Linked DNA regions of Homo sapiens: region 1 is linked to region 2. A link is a contact called in ENCODE Hi-C or POLR2A ChIA-PET data. All regions are on one chromosome and are shown on one strand. The core of a region is the stretch at or near the end of the contact, and the rest is flanking DNA. Distances in the headings are between cores, read along the strand shown.

Region 1 (4,515 bases), core at 2,016-4,515, 350 kb after region 2:
GCTGCTTTGGTCATGAACCTCTCTGAAATACAAAATGCTTGAAAAACTGAAGGAGAAACAGAGAGAGAGAATGTGTGTTATATTTGAGAAGCAGAACAAACAGAACAAGGGGTTATGACACAAAAATCCTGCACACAGTGTTGTCTTTCCATGGGAGGGCAAAAGAGAGAATTCTCAGGTCTGCAAGGCAGAGAAAATTTAACACTGACAAATCCTTGCTGAAAAATAATCACTTAAAAATGTACCACCATCAACAGATAAAACAAGAACTATAAATAAAAAAAAATACTGTTGATAAGCCTTGAAATCAGTTGAATAAACCAGTCTAACAATGACTATGAATTTGGTCATAAAGCTGCCTCTGCCTATACTCTATACATAAGAACTTAGTGTCATATATAGCAGTAAAAATGGTAATTTAATAATAATAATATAGGCCGAGCGCAGTGACTCACGCCTGCAATCCCAGCACTTTGGCAGACCAAGGCAGGCTGATCACTGCAGGTCAGGAGTTCGAGACCAGCGTGGCCAATGTGGCAAAAACCCATCTCTATTAAAAATACAAAAATTAGCCAGGCATTGTGGTGCATGCCTGTAATCCCAGCTACTTGGGAGGCAGAGGCAGGAGAATCACTTGAACCTGGGTGACAAAGTGAGACTCTGTCTCAAAAAATTAATTGATTAATAATATAAACAGCCAAATGTAGTGGCACATGCCTATAGTCCCAGCTACTTGGGAGGCCGAGGTGGGAGGATCACATCGGGTGGGGACTGGGGAGGGCACAGCTTGCAAGACTGCGCCACCGCACTCCAGCCTGGGTGACAGAGTGAGATCCTGTCTCAAAATAAATATATAAAATTAATAATAATAGCTGGACGCGGTGGCTCACGCCTGTAATCCCAGCACTTTGGGAGGCCGAGGTGGGTGGATCACAAGGTCAGGGGTTCGAGACCAGCCTGACCAACATGGTGAAACACCATCTCTACTAAAAATGCAAAAATTAGCTGGGCATGGTGGCGGGCACCTGTAATCCCAGCTACTCAGGAGGCTGAGGTAGGAGAATTGCTTGACCCTGGGAGGCGGAGGTTGCAGTGAGCTGAGATCACGCCACTGCACTTCAGTCTGGGCAACAGAGCAAGACTCTGTCTCAAAAAAAAAAAAATTAATAATAATATAAACACACCAGACTTTACTAATAAAGGCCAGACTTAGTTTAGCTATGTGCTGAATTCCAGGTTTTATATAAAAAGGAGTCAAAATACACTATTTTACCTTATGTTTTTATTAAGTACAGAAATATAATACAAGTAAAAAAATTTTGGAGGTCAGATCATCATGAGTACAGTGACTTTTATAATCTGTATTATTAAACATATATTCAAACAAAATTGTACCCAAAGCCTAATAAGAAAGACTGACAAAGGCAAGGTTGCCGATCCCCATCTTGCTGTGTCACAGTAGCCCTGGAGGTTTCAGGACCCTGAAGAGTCAGATTAACTACCACATTAGCAGAAATAAGGATCAAACCTATACCTTCTAAATCACTAGAGAAGAGAAAAATGCTAGCCAATGTTATTCGTAAATCAGTAACATTTATGTATATATTCATTTGTGTGTGTGTGTGTATATATATATATACACACACATATCTACTTCAAACAGCTCAAAATTACTGAAAAAAAAAATGTACCAAATGTTTAATCCCAATTAATGGAATTATGAGTGACATATTTTTCTGTATTTTGTAAAGAGCATGTATAATGGTTTTTTTTTTTTGAGACAGGGTCTTGCTCTGTTGTCCAGGCTGGAGCGCAGCAGCGTGAACTTGGCTCACTGTAGCCTAGAGGTCCTGGGCTCAAGCATCTTCCCACCTCAGGCTCCCAGTAGCTGGGACCACAGACACACCACCATGCCTGGCAAATTTTGTATTCTTTTATAGAAATGGGGTCTTGCTGTGTCATGCATGCTGGTCTCAAACTCCTGATCTCAAGCAATCCTCCTGCCTCAGCCTCCCAAAGTGGCAGGTATGGGCCACCATGCCCGGTCCTTTTTACTTTCTTATTTTTTTCTTGACACGAAGTATCACTCTGTCGCCCAGGCTGGAATGCAGTGGCGCAATCTCGGCTCACTGCAACCTCCGCCTCCCAGGCTCAAGCAATTCCCCTGTCTCAGCCTCCCAAGTAGCTGGGACTACAGCCGCTTGCCACCACACCAGGATAATGTTTTATATTTTTTTAGTAGAGACAGGGTTTCTTTTCAACATGTTGGCCAGGGTGGTCTCAAACTCCTGACCTCAAGTGATCCACCTGCGTTGGCCTCCCAAAGTGCTGGGATTACAGGTGTGAACCACCATGTCCGGCCCTTTTTACTCTTTAAAAACTATGAGTCAGTCATGCCAAATTGCATGTTCAAAATATATTGATAAAGTATTTTCTAGTGATATCTATTTAATTCCAGATGAAGCATTTTAAAGGTTTCTTTTGTAAGCACAAAAAAGTTTGGGTGAGTAGGTTATAAAAGGTACAAAAAGCAAAATGGGCTAAAAAGTCCTTTGAAATAGCTTATAAAATTCAACAATATTAAAATAATTTCTCTGGAATGGGAAAACAACACTTTATACTTATTCCCACAGTTCTAGATGAAATATAACACTCCACATATCTATTTCTCCAATATAAATTCAATCATTAAAATACTACAGTATAAGATTTCCAATTTAAAGGTAGTGTTTAGAATGCAGGAACCTGGTTCCTACTCAGATTCCCTCAATTAAAGAAAAATACCCAAATGTTTATTATTTCATTGTTATTTGGCTATAGTAATTACTTCTATGATATGTACATAATCCAAATATATATAACAAATGGTGCTTGCTATAAAATATCTTACCAAATTTTAATACTTACTCTTAATAAATCATCTATTCTTCCCTCCCTCTTCTCTAGGTCAGAATTCTTACTGTTTTCTAGTGCAGATATTTTTTCTATTGTGAGGTTGGACTACAGAGACAAAGGTAAAACAAATTTAGGATTAGTCTCAACATGTTATATGTCATCACACTCTTCTCGTTACCTTTCTTGGGGGGAAAAAAAAGCACTTGCTCACACAAATGGCCTAGAATCACATGGCTTAAGAAATGAAATCTGCTTGTCTCATCTCATTGTTCAAGTCCTCTGCTGGGTTCCTTACGTCCCACTACACCTACACTTCAAATACATGTTAATTCTGGAATCAAATGTATGAATTCTCACTACTGTGCACTGAACAATGTAGAAACACGTTACTCCAGAAATGAAACTAACTTTGAATAGAAAACGATCTCACAGGAGACTTGACACAACTCTCTAAGGAACAAATGCGCCATCTGGTGGAAACAGAGAGCAATCAGAAGGGAAGAGAAGAAGCTACCTGAGTGCTCAACTATCTAACTGAACTGTACAAGAGCTGGTGATTTAGATAAAATTCAAATGTGCTCCAGGGAGTTGTATACCTCTTGAGATTTAAGAAATTCTCCTAGATTGCCAACGATCCTGTCTTGAAGATAATATATACAGTATCAAAAGAGGCTTCAAGAAAACCCAGTATACTCAAAACTACAAAATGGAAGCTATAGCCACCATCCTTTGCAGATACAATCCTCAAATGTTCAGAACACTCCCTAAATTAAAGAGTTTCTGAACACAATTTAAGGAGTAAACCATGTTGGTATCTCACATCTGAGAGAAGTTTAGCCAGGTATAAATAAGTAAGCAGGAAAAGGAATACATTAACTACTTTCATAAATTAGGGAATTAACATTTATTGAAAGCCTACTACAAGTACACTACTAATAAACATTTCGTATACACTGTCTGAGATCATGAGAATCAACCACATTTTCACAGATGATTTGTACTAAGAAAAACTGAGGCCCAGGCCAGAATCTGAACTTAGGCCACAGTGCCAGAATCTGAACTTAGAGGCCTTCAAAGTGTAGGTACTTTTCTTCTGTGGAATACTGTAGGAAAAAAAAAAAAAAGTGTGCACTTTCCTTAACACCATGCTTTAGCATAAGCATTTCTGCTACAATACACCAGAAGAGTAAAGAAAAGCCTCAAAAAGTTAAAGCACCTTCCAAAGGACTTTAAATACCCATAATGCAAGTTCTGAATATAATACACACAAATAATGAGGTGGTCAGAGAAGTCAGAGAAGAATGACAGACTACACAGGTTAGCCCTTATTCCTACACAGCAGGTATCCCCCTCAATTGATTATCGATCACCAACCTACCTGGGTCTGTCTGTGCTGGATGGAGATCTGTTTTTGGGAGCTGCAGGAATGCTCTGTGTTGCCAGATCCCGTAGATGAGGGACTGTTTTGCTGAGCCTACAATAAAGGTGCATTACCAATCACAGGAAAGTTTGGCATCTTTTTCCACAAACACTTGTATTAATGCAAACAACTCCATAATTTGTATCTCCACAATACAAACCCCTTCTTATGAAAGTGAGAAGTCAGGGCCACGTGGCCAA
Region 2 (4,690 bases), core at 1,336-3,835:
AACTGTTATAAAAATACACATAACATGAAATTTACAGTATTAACCATTTTTATAAATGCATAGTTCAGTAGGGTTAAGTATATATTCATGTTGTTGCACAACCAATCTCAAGAACTTTTTCATCTTGTAAAACTAAAACTATACCCATTAAGCAACAATTCTCCATTCTCCCCTCTCCCCATCTCCTGGCAATTAACTTCGTACTTAATGTTTGAGTCTGACTACTCTAGATACCTCATATAAGTGAGATCATACAGATTTGTCTTTTTGTGATTAGCTTACCTCACTTAGTATAATGTCCTTAGGATTCATCTATGTTGTAGCGTGTGCCAGAATTTTCTTCCATTTAAAGGCTAAATAATAGTCCATTGTATGCATATACCACATTTTATTTATCCTTTCATCTGTTGATGGCCATTTGGGCTGCTGTTGTGAGTAAGGCTGCTATAAACACAGGTGTACAAATATCTCTTTCAGCCCCTGCTTTCAATTCTTTTGGATACCCAGAGGTAGAATTGCTGGATCATATGGTGATTCTATTTAATCTTCTTTAATTTTTTTAAGAACCATCATACTGTTTTCCATAGCAGCTGCACCATTTTACATTCCCACTAGCAGTGCACAAAGTTCCAATTTCTCCACATCCTCACCAACACTTGTTATTTTCTGGGTTTTTGAGAGTAGCCATCTTAGCATTTCACACCAAGTGTGAAGTGATATCTCATTGCCGTTTTCATTTGCATTTCCCTAATGATTAGTGATGTTGAGCATCTTTTCATATGCTTATTGGCCATTTGTTTTGTCTTCTTGGAGAAATGTCTATTCAAGTGCTTTGCCTATTTAAAAATTGGGTTTCTTTTGTTGTATAGTTGCAGGAGTTCCTTTTATATTTGGGATATTAATTCCTTATCAGGTACATGATTTGCAAACATTTTCCTCCATTCTTTAGGTTGCCTTTTCATTCTGTTGATTGTGTCCCTTGATGCACAGAAGTTTTTAATTTTGTTGTCGCCTAGTTTATCTGTTTTGCTTTTGTTGTCTGTTTGGTGTCATATCTAGGAAATCATTGCCAGATTTCATGTCATGAAGTTTTCCGCCTAGGTTTTCTTGTAAGAGTTTTACAGTTTTAGGTCTTATATCAGGTCTTTGATCCTTTTTGAGTTAATTTTTGTATGTGGTATTAGGTAAGGGTCCAGCCTCTTTCTTTTGCTTGTGGATATCCAGTTTTCCCAGCACCATTTGTTGAAAAGACTGTCCTTTCTGCACTGAATGGTCTTGACATCCTTGTTGAAAATCATTTGACCATATACAGGAGAATTTATTAATGGGCTCCCTGTTCTATTCCATTGGTCTATGATGTATTTCTTTATGTCAATACCATGCTGTTTTGATTACTGTGGCTTTGTAATAAATTTTAGAATCAGGAATATGAGGCCTGCAATGTTCACTTTAAAGATTGTTTTGGTGGCCAGGCGCGGTGGCTCACGCCTGTAATCCCAGCACTTTGGGAGGCCGAGGCAGGCAGATCACGAGGTCAGGAGATTGAGACCATCCTGGCTAAAACAGTGAAACCCCATCTCTACTAAAGACACAAAAAATTAGCCGGGCGTGGTGGTGGGCACCTGTAGTCCCAGCTACTCTGGAGGCTGAGGCAGGAGAATGGCGTGAACCCGGGAGGTGGAGCTTGCAGTGAGCCGAGATTGCACCACTGCACTCCAGCCTGGGCGACAGAGCGAGGCTCCGTCTCAAAAAAAAAAAAAAAAAAAAGATTGTTTTGGCCACTTGGGGACCCTTGAAATTCCATATGAATTTTAGGGTAGATTTTTCTGTACAAGAGGTTGTTGGGATTTTGATGGGGATTGTATTGAATCTATAGATTGCTTTGAGTAGTATTGAAATCTTAACAATATTAAATCTCCAAATCGACAAATACAGTATATTGTTCCATTTATTGGTGTCTTTAATTTCTTTCAGCTACATTTTGTAGTTTTCAGTGTATAAGTTTTTCACCTCCTTGGTTAAATTTTTTCATAAGTTTTTTTTATGCTATTGTAAACGAACCAACTTGTACTTTAAAGAGCTGTTTTATTATAAATTATACACATACACAGAGGCTACTTTCTGCACAGTAAGTTTTCAGAAAGATATATAAGTGAGACTAGGAGGGGAAGGGAGGCTTTTCTTTTCGTTTCATAACTTTCTGCACTATGTGCACTTTTTTATGAGCATAAATTACACTTTTATGGGTAAAATCAGATATAGAAGGGAAAGAAAATGAACTTTAAGCAGTGGTACAAGAGCTAGTTGTCTTTTCTCAGAATTGATTTCTTAATGTCACTTTCCAAAATAGTTTACTTTCTCATCTTCTGGAATGTCTCCAGCAATTTTGTTAATGTTAAAATCCCAAACCATGGAATGCTATTATTTTATAGTTCACTAAGTGGCTTAAGTAGTAAGCCCAGTATGCCCCAGAAATAACTCACTTTTAGCCATAGATCAAGTGACATGCATGACTGAAAAATAGCATGTGACCCTTCATGACACATTTTGCCAGAAGTGGGGATTTCCCCTCCACTGGGTAGGCATATATTGACTGGGGTGACCTTAAAAATTCTTTGATTGCTTTTACTATGAATCTTCTCAGTAGAAGTAGTATTCTGTCTACAAGCTGTTTCAGGGGAAAGAAGTGTAGTAGTTGCTTCTCTCTGCTTCTGTTTTGCATTATTCCATTCAGTGCTGGTTACAGTATAAGGGCAGGATCGTATTGGCTCTAATTTTCCTAAAGCAAATGGGAACCTAGGGGAAACCCTCCAAAGATGGGGTTTGGAGTCAAGTATGTTGGTTTGAATCTTGCCACATACCCTATTACTTTGAACTTCAGTTTATTTATCAAGTGAAATAGGGTTAGTACTACCAGTCTCATAAGGTTATTATGAGATACCAAATGGAAATCTAAAGAAGATCTTGCACATAGTATGTGATCAGTGAATGTTAACTCCTTTCTCCTTGGAGGAGAAACTTCTAGAATGTCATTATGTACTTGCAAAACTAGCTGGGGCATGTCTCCTGTTGACTCTAAGGCAGCCACCCACACATTCTGGAATCCCACACATTGTAGAATAAGTCTTTGTCAAGCCCTCTTTCCCTCAGTGGGACTAATATATGACAGATAAAATAATATGGTAAGTCTGAAATCAAGGTCATAGATATCCTTTCCTAATTTAGGATAAATCTTGGGGCAAGGAAAAGAGACCTAAGTAAAGCAGTGCTGTGGGGGAAAAAAAAAACCTGTTATCTTTGTCCTGTGATATGGGAAAATAAGGTGCACCACCAACCTGACCTACTTGATCTTCCATTGCTAAACAAGTTTTGCAGCTCTTCCTATAGCAGGCTGTAACATATGTAACATAGTGGTGGGAAATGAACAGAAGTAAGAGCTAATGTAGAGGTGCTAGAGAAAGGACTTGAGATTGCTCATCCCCTCTTAGTAATTCTCTTCCTCTAGAATGCCTGTAGTAGACAAGACAGAAAGCCCTTGAACTTTCTGTCCCATGCATGACTCAGTCTCCCTTTTGATTTTAAGGTCCGTAACACCTGCCTCAACATGCTACTTTGTTTGCCATTCTGGCAGAGAGGGTGAACTGGTTTAGTTTCATTTCAGCAAGTCCAAGCCTGCTTTTCACATGGTACTGGTAATTAATTCCCTAGCTTTTTTTTTTTTTTTTTTTTGAGACGGAGTCTCGCTCTGTCGCCCAGGCCGGACTGCGGACTGCAGTGGCGCAATCTCGGCTCACTGCAAGCTCCACTTCCCGGGTTCACGCCATTCTCCTGCCTCAGCCTCCCGAGTAGCTGGGACTACAGGCACCCGCCACCGCGCCCGGCTAATTTTTTGTATTTTTAGTAGAGACGGGGTTTCACCTTGTTAGCCAGGATGGTCTCGATCTCCTGACCTCATGATCCATCCGCCTCGGCCTCCCAAAGTGCTGGGATTACAGGTGTGAGCCACCGCGCCTGGCCAATTCCCTAGCTTTTTTAGTTGGTCAACTTGAAGAAAGCTGGGACGTTTCAGTCTAAAATAACATTCTTGCTTTCCAAATGCCAGATGAACCTATCATTAACTAAGACCAATTGGGACTAGAAGAAACCCTGCCATCATTTCCATTTCTCCATCTTGGTGTTTATTCTATGACTACTTGTCACTTGCCTGGGGCTCTTCAAAGCCAAAAGGTGTTGAACATGGGAAGCATTGATACTGGAATTAGAGGCCAGTAAGGGGTTGAATCCCTAGTCAAGTCATCAGAGTTTCATTATTTTCTGTTACCTACCAGGTCATCGGATCAAAAGGATCTCATTTCTCAGCACTCCTCTAGTAATCTTATGGGGCTCGAGAAATAGTGACCATAAAAGCTTTCAGAAATATGGTGGAAGGATAGGAATTTGGGGACTAGAAGCCAGAAAACAGAATCTAAAAAATACTGGCAGTTAAAAAAGTAAATAAATAGAAAGCTAAGAAATATCAAACGTCAGAAGGACCGAGACAGAAAATACAGTCATGTGTTACTTAATGATGGGGATATGTTCCAAGAAATGTGTCATTAGGTGGTTTAGTTGTTGTGCAAACGTCATGGAGTATACTTCTACAAACCTAGATGGTATAGCCTACCGGACACCTGGTCTATATAGTGTAGCC

Evidence for each region. Hi-C counts contacts between places; a loop is a spot of excess contacts on that map. ChIA-PET counts read pairs that join two places held with the same protein, here RNA polymerase II (POLR2A). Pooled maps may share reads with other maps.
Region 1: a loop to region 2 is called in a map with no recorded cell type, with 4 times the contacts of the local background. The contact joins two enhancer-like sites. A Hi-C loop is called at or near these places in 1 of 37 single-sample maps with no recorded cell type and 2 of 50 pooled maps. POLR2A ChIA-PET finds 5 or more read pairs at or near these places in 1 of 52 experiments (AG04449).

The regions. Positions count from the first base shown.
Region 1 is chr7:128,607,972-128,612,486 of GRCh38, reverse strand. No RefSeq gene overlaps it. Among named protein-coding and RNA genes, the nearest start is that of LINC01000, 31 kb to the left of the region's middle. Within about 2 kb of position 3,265, at least 7 of the 41 ENCODE cell types and tissues checked have a DNase peak (open chromatin) inside an H3K27ac peak, as active enhancers do.
Region 2 is chr7:128,961,411-128,966,100 of GRCh38, reverse strand. The region is part of intron 21 of TNPO3 (transportin 3); the gene reads left to right. Among named protein-coding and RNA genes, the nearest start is that of IRF5, 26 kb to the right of the region's middle. RefSeq lists enhancers at 2,538-2,837, 2,958-3,067. Within about 2 kb of position 2,585, at least 3 of the 41 ENCODE cell types and tissues checked have a DNase peak (open chromatin) inside an H3K27ac peak, as active enhancers do.